Linked DNA regions of Homo sapiens: region 1 is linked to region 2. A link is an interaction called in ENCODE POLR2A ChIA-PET data of the cell type or tissue named here. Cell type or tissue: B cell. All regions are shown on one strand.

Evidence for each region. Peaks named below come from ENCODE experiments on the same cell type or tissue, not always from the same donor. Only the 100,000 strongest peaks of a DNase experiment are listed, where the experiment ranks them.
Region 1: POLR2A ChIA-PET joins it to region 2 with 6 read pairs; 3 of 35 experiments call an interaction of 5 or more read pairs at or near these places.

Annotation. Positions count from the first base shown.
Region 1 is chr3:46,035,895-46,040,894 of GRCh38, reverse strand. It overlaps a transcript of XCR1 not described here. Among named protein-coding and RNA genes, the nearest start is that of XCR1, 11 kb to the right of the region's middle. In B cell, no CTCF peak of the experiment used is centred here; no DNase peak of the experiment used is centred here.
Region 2 is chr3:46,184,480-46,189,479 of GRCh38, reverse strand. It overlaps LOC105377067 (a long non-coding RNA gene), which reads right to left. Exons shown (of 2, transcript XR_940805.3): 2 at 1-548. Among named protein-coding and RNA genes, the nearest start is that of CCR1, 21 kb to the left of the region's middle. RefSeq lists an enhancer at 1,802-1,941. In B cell, no CTCF peak of the experiment used is centred here; DNase peaks (open chromatin) are centred at 1,539 and 2,389; H3K4me3 peaks cover 1,243 bases; H3K27ac peaks cover 627 bases.

The sequences.
Region 1 (5,000 bases), 150 kb after region 2:
TAGCAATCTTTATGAACACATCAGCCTTTCAATTAGTGTCCTACAAATTTTCTCTCTAATCTAATTCTTCAGAGTTATCAGACACATGCATTCAAGAGTCCTTTTCATGAACTCTTCCAAAGAATCAAGCCCTAGACTGAAGCTGATTATAAGTCACTTTTTGAGGAGCATCAAGGCAAAATAACAATTACAGATGACAAAAGTCTTAGGAGCCATAGCCAAAGACACAGTTGACAAGGAAATTTGGTTATTTCTGTGGCATACAACAATTTAACATAATAATCGTAATTATTACTGACAACATATATTAAGACATATCAGAATTTCAGGAATATCATATAATCCTGGAACACACATTAGCAACATATCTATATAACTATAACCCAAAGAAAGTTAAATACCACTTCACATTTGACAATGCTTGCTGTATAATTCTAACTTATAAAATAAGCCTAATAAGCCTAATAGATCTCTCTTGGACTTCAGGGAATTTAACATCCAAAAAAGTTAGTTTGAGGTCAAAAAGACTGAATTTGGAACTTGAAATTTTGCTATTGTAAAGTCTGTCAAATATCAAAGGCTTACAACACTTAATATAACAAAATAGGATCACAAATTACTATAAAATAATCATTTATTTAGCCAAAATTATAATATAAAATGTTTACTCTTTGATAAAGAGGAGTCCGTTTCCTATACAGTAAGACCTAATAAAAAAGGCATGAGGTCAATAAACCTGTCTCCCTTCCTTTATTTTGTTCTTCTGTGGTTTTACTCAAAAGGTAAACAAAAGTCTCTTATTATCTCTTGCATGAAAATTGTGTTCAAAAGAGAAAACCATATTTTACCTTTGTATGGGGTATTATTAACGTTAAAGCTAACTTTAATAAAACCTTATAAACAAATCTAATTTTAATCAGTTTTACCATAAGGTAAGATTTCCATAAACCTTTTGTAACCTTTTATAATTTTCTATTGAAAAACAGATCAATGCTCCTAGAAAACCCTGTTATTCTGACACACTGGCCCAGACACTGGCCTTGCGTAAGTGTGATTTTGATATTGTTTAATTTATAGAAAAACTCTATACTAATCTTATCCCTCAAAATTGATCCTTGCAATATCATGGACCTACCTCTTCTACAATAGTCCCTGGGCCTAGAGGGATGGAATAGTTTTAATTTCTGAACCTGCGTCTTAGGAAAACCGTTCATTTTGATTGTCACCTTCTCTTGGGTCTGAAAATAAGGCTTCAAATGGTGTTAATGCTCAAGATTTTGCAGGGGTCAGTGCCTTTTTCAGACTCAGGAGTCAAAGGCCTGTAACTTAACAGCACAAGGATTACTTAATAGATTATTTATACTACAGAAAGTCCTATCATTCTAACATGTCACAAATTAAAACATTGTGATTTGGTGTCTAGGAGTGACTGCCTGCAGTACTTCAAACCACCGGATTAAAGTAGTTAGGTTACGCATTGCACATGTCTAATTGCTAGCATTCTAGTGACAGAACTATGGCTAAAAGCATTAAAAAATGTGATAGGTCCTATGCCAAACTTATCAAAGTAAGACAATTAACTTTCCATCATTAAAGAAATGGTAAATGCAAGTATCAGTTTTGCAAATTCAGTATGAGAATATCTCCTTTCACTTAAATACCGTACAACAAAACAAGAACAAAGTAAAGCACACAATAATTTCTTTTCAGCTATTTAAAAGAGCATCATCACACATTTCCAAGATTGGTTTCTAGATACAGTACTGACAGCTGATTAGGTAACTTTCACCACAAAAATCTTCAAACCAGTGAAACACTTGCACATATGTTGTTTTCAAGTACACACATGAGGACCCATCAGTGATAAATGGCTTTGGGTCAAAGATAACTGGAAAGTCTCACTTTTTTTTTTTTAACCACTTAATCAAAGTGAATATCACTTAATTGTAATTAATTTGAAAAAAATTCCAATCAATATAATTTACTTAAGGATAAGGCCAATCTTTCCTTAGCATTAAGTTTATAGCCGTATCACAGTTTTCCCTCATTACAGGAAAAGATGTAAAACCAACTCAAATTGTTGATTGAATTGAATTACCTTGGAAATTATTCTCACCTACTTTTTCCAGTAAAATAAATAGTATACTATTTCTGCTTAGAACTTGTAAAAATAAGTCTTGTATTTTTTGGCCAGGATCTTTAAATCTCTCATAGTTCTCAAGATCATCAGGGGTAAGCAAAACCAATCAAATGTTAAATGGCTGGTGTTTATTAATTTTTGGAGGCTTGACAAAGGTAGCCTAGGAATTCTGGATAAACAGAACAAATGATGACTCGTTAGAAATGCATAGGAAACAAAATGTCTATTCAAAGAACCAAATAAAAGCCTTCAATTGCAAACTAAAAACATCAATAGTTTTATAGAGATGTATACATAAGTAAAACCCAAAAGAGAATAAACAACAATAATTGAAAATTAGAAGCAAAAATAAACAGGAAACCAACCCCAAATTTTTATCCTACTCAGTTTACCTTGGAGGCTAAAGTGTTACCTAGAGGTTAAAAAAACACACACACGGCCAGGCACGGTGGTTCATGCCTGTAATCCCAGCACTTTGGGAGACCAAGCCTGGCAGATCACCTGAGGTCAGGAATTCCAGACAAGCCTGGCCAACATAGTGAAACCCCACCTCTCAGAAAAATACAAGGCATGGTGGCACGTGCCTGTAATCTCAGCTACTTGGGAGGCTGAGGCAGAAAAATTGCTTGAACCTGGGAGGCAGAGTTTGCAGTGAGCCAAGATTGCACCATTGCACTCCAGCCTGGGTGACAGAGCAAGACTCCCTCTCAAAAAAAAAAAAAAACAAAAAACAAACCCGTGCACACAACATATATTTTATTCCTGGTGCACAGATTAACGTCTTCAAGTCAACTGATAGCACTATACATTTTTTGAAATTAAGAAATTCATCTAGGTACATGACCCGTACAAGTACCTTAGTACCAGTACTATCTATGCAAAATAGCAAATATACTGTGAAGCAATGCAAGCATGTATGTGAAATTTGGCTCCATGCTAAATCTGGCTTCACAGTTAATTGTATTAAAAAAGAATTGCCAAACTGACAGTATATTTCTTTATAATATTTATTTTATCTTCATCAAAACTAAGAGCTTTAACTATGAGCAATGTTAATCAGTCAAATTTTTCCAATTTTCTATCAGGTTTTAAGGGATATTTTACTATCTAAACTTTTTCAACTTTCTATTTTCTCTGTGTGTGCATAAAGATAGAAACACAGAGAACCAGGAAAAAGCAACATATGACTTACATAGACCATCTATGATACTTTTGGACTTCTTATTTTGTCCTAAATTTTATTTTCTTTTTTAAATAACTAGTCATTTTATTTTAGGACAAAAATTCACCATACAAGATCTTTCTCATACAATATTTTTCTCTTTTCTTTATAACCTTTCTCACACAATATTTTTCTCTTTTCTTTATAACCTTTCTCACCAAAAATACGTTGTCACATTCATAACTTTCTTCATATCTCTCTCCCCTATTTACTGGTTCCTTTCTACCTTGTTTCATAAATAACATTTTCAAGTCCATAGTTTGAATTAACATTCAGATAACTCCTGAATTAGACAAAATTATTCTTTTTCTCACTAAGAACACACATTTTTGGGTAGCTTTTATATACAGAATTAATATAATTCTTATACTTAGTAACCCTAAATTTTAGTGAAATACTATGAGGCAAGAAACCCTCAACTGCCTACCAGATATTAGCATTTTATAAATGAGAACAATTCTATAATTTTTAGAAATATATTTCCCGATATCATAACCCTTCCTTAATTGGAAATGACTCAGGCATCCAATAAGCATTGAAAATAACTTTTAAGATTATAAGTTACACAAAAACTTCACCTATAGCACTTACTCACATTTTTTATTTATTTTTGGCAGTTTATCTCGATTACTTATGCATTATTTATTTCCTTGTTAACCATTTTATAACCTGTGAATATCAGGTGTTTACCTAAATAAGAACTTTAAGTTAACTACAAGGGCATTTTCACCAGTAACTCAGAAGATTCAGCTGTTTTCATTAAACCAATAACATTAAATTAGTCTTACTTATTAAAAAATTCCTACAAAGATCATTTTGTTCTGGCTAGGTTTATCATTTTATAACCTGTGCCAAACCCTGATACCTCAAAATATCTAGCAGAGACAAATATAAAGCCCAAACAAAAATATATGTTAACAATTCTTAAGACATTCCTATTTTTATTTTATTAATATTTTTAAAGCCAGTTCATTTATTAAAGATTTACTTAAGTCATGTGAACTTGAAAAATACTTTGGGCTTACTTAATTTATGAGTTCTGTTTTGTTTACAAGCCAATTTGTTAGACAAAAAGACATAGCATAATAAATGTACATACATAAACACATCTAGACATGCATATGCACACATACAAAGTCATTGGTTTACGTGGTTACACTTTATTTGCCCCATATGTAATCCAACATAGGGTGTGAACCAAAATTTTGGGTAAAGCAGTTTCCATAGCAGTTTGATTTTTAAAGGCCAAACCTCCTCAGACTCCAAGGAACACTGGGGCCAAACAGCACCACAGAAAACCACCTGGAACCTATTAACCAGGCCCAACCTGCTCAGAACAGCAACATAAAAGCCTGGATACAGGAAACTCCATCCCACTTTCTCATTCAACAGCAAACTCCGATTCCAAACAATATTGGGGACAAGCATTATTACAAAAGAATATCAGTTTATGTAATTCTAATTTCCCATGATACACACACAATCACCAAAACACAGTCTGACCACTGCAGCAATAAACAAGCCCCAAGAGTGTCCAAATTGAAACAGCCGGGGTCCTTCCTCTCTCCACTGGTTGGGCTTAATCAACCTGCAAACAAAAATTCCTTAGGAATTTCCCAAATTGAGAGGAGCACATCC
Region 2 (5,000 bases):
TAATGGAACTGTTTGGTATTTCTTTTGGCCCAGGTGCACTAAGAAGAGAGTACTGAGAAATTAAGGGCACCACACGCAGAGAAAGTTTGGGGACCCCTGAGCTGAGGGATTTATTTAGGAGTGAGATTATATGCAAAGTGAGAGCTGGCGGGCAAGTCTCTCCGGGCTGTCCCCTCTGCCTGCAGTGTTGAGTGGGAAGTCTCTTCAGGTCAGCCACTCCAGCAGTCAGGAAGGAACGCCAGCTGAGGATGTGAGCAAGGATCAGATGGCACCTGTAAGGACAAGCGAGATCCTACACGGAAACTACCCGCCTTGAGGACAAACAGGAGGTTCATCTGTCTCTCGCGGCATCCAGCCACTACCTCGCTAGGAATCTGCAGAGGAAGCTGCTGCATTCACCATGGAGGTTCACATGCGCCTGGCCCAGGACTTGTACTTCCAGAGGGGAGCATGGGAGCCGGAATCCAGTGGGTCCAGGTGCCGTCCTACGCCAAAGTGAGCCTGCAGATAGACTGCAGTGTGCACAAGCCACCACAGGGCCCCGGAACCTGCTGGCACATTCACAGCGTTACATTACAGCTGTTGCTCCATTCTCTCGTGAATCTCAAGTTAGTTATATAGATCCCCGGGCCTGTGCTAACCTGGAACCCTACTGACAGTGAGTTCTGGGAAATGTAGTTCCCGTTTAAACTGACATTGTATAAAGTCATCGCAAATGAGTGATGTTAATTTTCTTCTGTATGCTTTCAGTGCTATCTAACTGAAAAAAAAAATACATATATTTTTTTAGAGCAGGATCTCACTCTGTCATCCAGGCTGGAGTGCAGTGGTGACCACAGTTCACTGCGGTCTTGAACTCCTGGACCCAAGAGATCCACCCGCCTCAACCTCCTCAGTAGCTGGGACCACAGACCCATGTCACTACACCCAGCTAATACTTTATTTTTATCCTTTGTAGAGACAGGATCTTGCTTTGTTGCCCAGGCTGGTCTTGAACTCCTGGCCTCAAGGGATACTCCTGCCTTGGCCTCCCAAAGTGCTGGGATTACAGGCATGAGCCACCAGGCTGGCCTATCCAACTTTTAAAATGGCCACATCATAAGAAAAACTATTCTTTGTGAAAAGAAAGAAAGGAAGGAGAAAGGGCAAGAAGGAGAAGAAGTCTAATGGGGGGAAAGTTGGGGAAAGAGAGTGAGAAGGAGACAGAGAAAAGAAAAAGATGAGCAGTTGCTTCTTAGAAGAACACAGTGGGATGAACATTCCGGGGTAAGGGTGTGGAGTGAATGAAGGCCAGAAGCATGACTCTCTCTGGGACCTGCACAAAGGTTAGTATGACTCCCGTCATGTGCAGGGGAGCAGGAGTGAGAGGGGGAGCATGGGGCAGTGAGTGGGCTGACTGGGACATGGGGCCAGAGCAGGAGGCTGTGATGAGTCACTGAGCTTGAGTCTCCACTTCATGAGGTGACTCCCAATGCACACTCTGAGCACAGAGTTTAAAAAGCAGGTATTTGTAAGCCAGAAGTCCCTGTGTAAGCACTTTCACATCTCTCTGAGCCTCACTTTTCATAGTAATAGAAAGGGGTACTTTAAATAATGGTAATTATATTGAATAAAGGTCTTGCCAAATAGTGACAGTTGCTCAAAACCCTCTTATCCCCATACAACTTAGTGCCCTTTCTCCTCCAAATCCCCCATGGCTCACTGCTCTCCCAGATCCCAGGCCTCTGCTGCTTCCCATTTGTAACAATGTGGATAAAGCTATGTGGGCTCCACAGAGCTACAGATAGGCATCTAATAACTACTTATTAAAAATATCTATTGGCCAGGCATGGGGGCTCATGCCTATCATCTCAGCATTTTGAGAGCCCAAGAGTTTGAGACCAACTTGGGCAACATGGCAAAACCCTGTCTCTACAAAAAATACAAAAATGAGTCACTCATGGTGGTGCACACCTGTAGTCCCAGCTATTCAGGAGGCTGAGATGGGAGGATTGTTTGAGCCCTGGAGGTCGAGGCTGCAGTGCGCCATGATCACACCACTGCACTCCAGTGTGGGTGACAGAGTGAGACCCTCCCTCAAAAAAAAAAAAAAAGCATCTGATCCAAAGTGGCCCCCTAGTTTTATTTGCACTTCTTACAAGATTTCCTCGAAAGGAAGATCAGATATATTTATCTGAAACAGTGTCACACTCCAGTGATTTCTTTGCAGTACTCTTATGTACAAGACACTTTCAGGAAGCTGACACATTGTGGCCATTCACACTTGACTTCCACTGCCTGTCAAGACAACTATTTTCCTCCTCAGCATTTGCTTAATTCTATACTTGGTTCTTGAGAGGGAGAAAAAAAAGGGGGGGAAGTCACCTCTATAATTTAAATTTTGTATATGTGTTTTTGCAAAATTGCAGAAGTTCAAGCTGCTTTATACTCTATTTGTCAAAACTTGATTTTCTTTATCATTAAAAGGAAGCAAGGCTGGCGAGGGGGTTGTCTGAAAGTAAATGTGATAGACACTACTAAATGTGACCACAGAAAGGCTTCAAGGATGTTGCCCACAGCTGTGTTCCTAAGGAGAGAGAACTAGAAACTCCCTAGAGATACAGCATTCATTTATAGCGATGAATAAAATAGACTGTTTCTGCTTTTTGTTTCTTTTTTGCATCTTTTGTATATATTGAGGGTAAAAGAGAGAAAAACAAGAAGCAAACAAAAATAAAACAAAAACCCAGGAGATTGGTTAAATTGATTTAGTGATATGCTAGAGCCAGCTTGTAGCAATTCATAAGAATCAATGGTGTGACTTCTTCCCAACTCCATATGTTATGTCATGTAGTAGCTTTAAATTAAACACTGTTGGAATATTTACACAGGGAAATTGGCAAATACTACAAATCAGGGCTTTTTTAAAAGAGATGATTGTCAAATATTTACCAGGACCTCACTGTTTATAGTATGTTCATAAAATAAAATATTAAGCTATTATCATATTAACTTCTAGAAAAACATTTCATAATATAACTATGTGTATGCAAAAAAAATGACCTTGGACCCTCACCTCACACCATGCACAAAAATTAACTGAAAACAAATCATAGACTTAAATGTAAGAGTTGAAACAATTAAACTTTTAGAAGTAAACATAGAAGTAAATCTTTAGGACTTTGGGCCAGACAGATTTCTTTTAAAAATGTGATTTATAAATGAAAAAATTGATAAAATAGACCTCATCAAAATTGAAAACCTTGCACTTCAAAAGATACCATTAAGAAAATGGAAGGACAGGAAAAACACTGGGAGAAATATTTGCAAAACACATTTATGATAAAAAGCTGGTACCAGAATTTAGAGAGTGCTTGTATAACTCAATTGTAAAAAAACAATCAAAGATAGATGCATGCTCTCACTTATAAGTGGAAGCTAAATAATAAAAACACATGGACACAAAGAGGGGAACAACAGACACTGGGGCCTACTTGAAGGTGGAGGGTGGGAGGAGGGAAAAGTTCAGAAAAAAATACTTATCGGGTACTATGCTTAGTACCTGGGTGAGGAAACAATCTGTACACCAAACCCCTGTGATGACACGAGTTTACCTACATAACAAACCTGCACATGAACCCCAGAACCTAAAACAAAAGTTAAAAGAAAAAAAATAGCCATAAAGCCTCAATTACATGGAGGAATAATTTTTGATTTCTTTGAGGTATATTGCATAGCTTGGTGAATATAGTAAATAATAATATGTTGTACATTTCAAAATTGCTAAGAGAGTAAATTTCAAATTTTTTAACACAAAATGTAAGTACTTGAGGTGATGGATATGTTAATTAGCTTGATTTGATTATTCCACATTGTATTTATACATTATAACAAAACTTTGTGTACAACAATAGTTTGTCAATTTACAATTACAAAATAAAAATTAAAAATAATAAGCAAAAAATATTAACAGACATTTCACCAAAGAAGATACATGAAAGGCTAATAAAGTATGAAAAGATGCTCAACATCATTAGTCATTAGGGAAATGCAATTGCAAATTAAAGCCACAATGAGATGCCATTTCACACATACCAAAAGGGCTGTAATAAATGAGACACACAACAGCAAGTGTTAGGAAGGGTGTGGAGAAATTAAACCCTCATGCATTGCTGGTAGGGATAAAAAATGGTATAGCTGCTTTGGAAAACAATTTAGCATTTTCTCAAAATGTTAAATATAGAGGGTTCATCTGACCTAGCAATTCCATTTCTAGGGATATATCCAAGAGAAATGAAAACATATGTCCGTAAAAAAAATTGCACATGCTTACAACAACATTATTCATTGACATGGTTTGGTTCTGTGTCCCCACCCAAATCTCATCGCAAATTGTAATCCTCAAATGTGGGGAGGGAGGGACCTGGTGGGAGGTGATTGGATCATGGGGGTGGTTTCCCCCTGCAGTTCTCATGATAGTGAGTGAGTTCTCACAAGATTTGATGGGTTTAAAAGTGTTTGGCAGTTCCCCCCTTGTACTCTCTCTGCCTGCCACCAGGTAAGACTTGCCTTGGTTCCCCTCTTCCACCAGGATTGCAAGTTTCCTGAGGCCTCCCTAGACATGTGGAACTGTTAGTTAGTTAAATGTCTTCTGTTTATAAATTACCCAGTCTCAGGTAGTATCTTTATAGCAGCATGAGAACCAACTAACACATTCATAAAAGCCAAAAAGCAGAAACATAAATATCTATCAGATGGCAAATAAATAGACAAAATGTATACCCATACAATGGAATGCTATTGGGCAATAAAAAGGAGTGAATCACTAACACATGCTGTGTGATGAGTGAACCTCAAAGCAACTGCTGAGCAAAATAAGTCAGACACAAGAAACCACATGTTGTGTGATTCCATTTACATGAAACATCCAAAAAGAATACATTTATAGAGGCAGAAAGCAGATCAATAGTTGGCTGGAGCTGGGAACAGAGAATAACTGTAAATCGGTATTTATAGGTTTC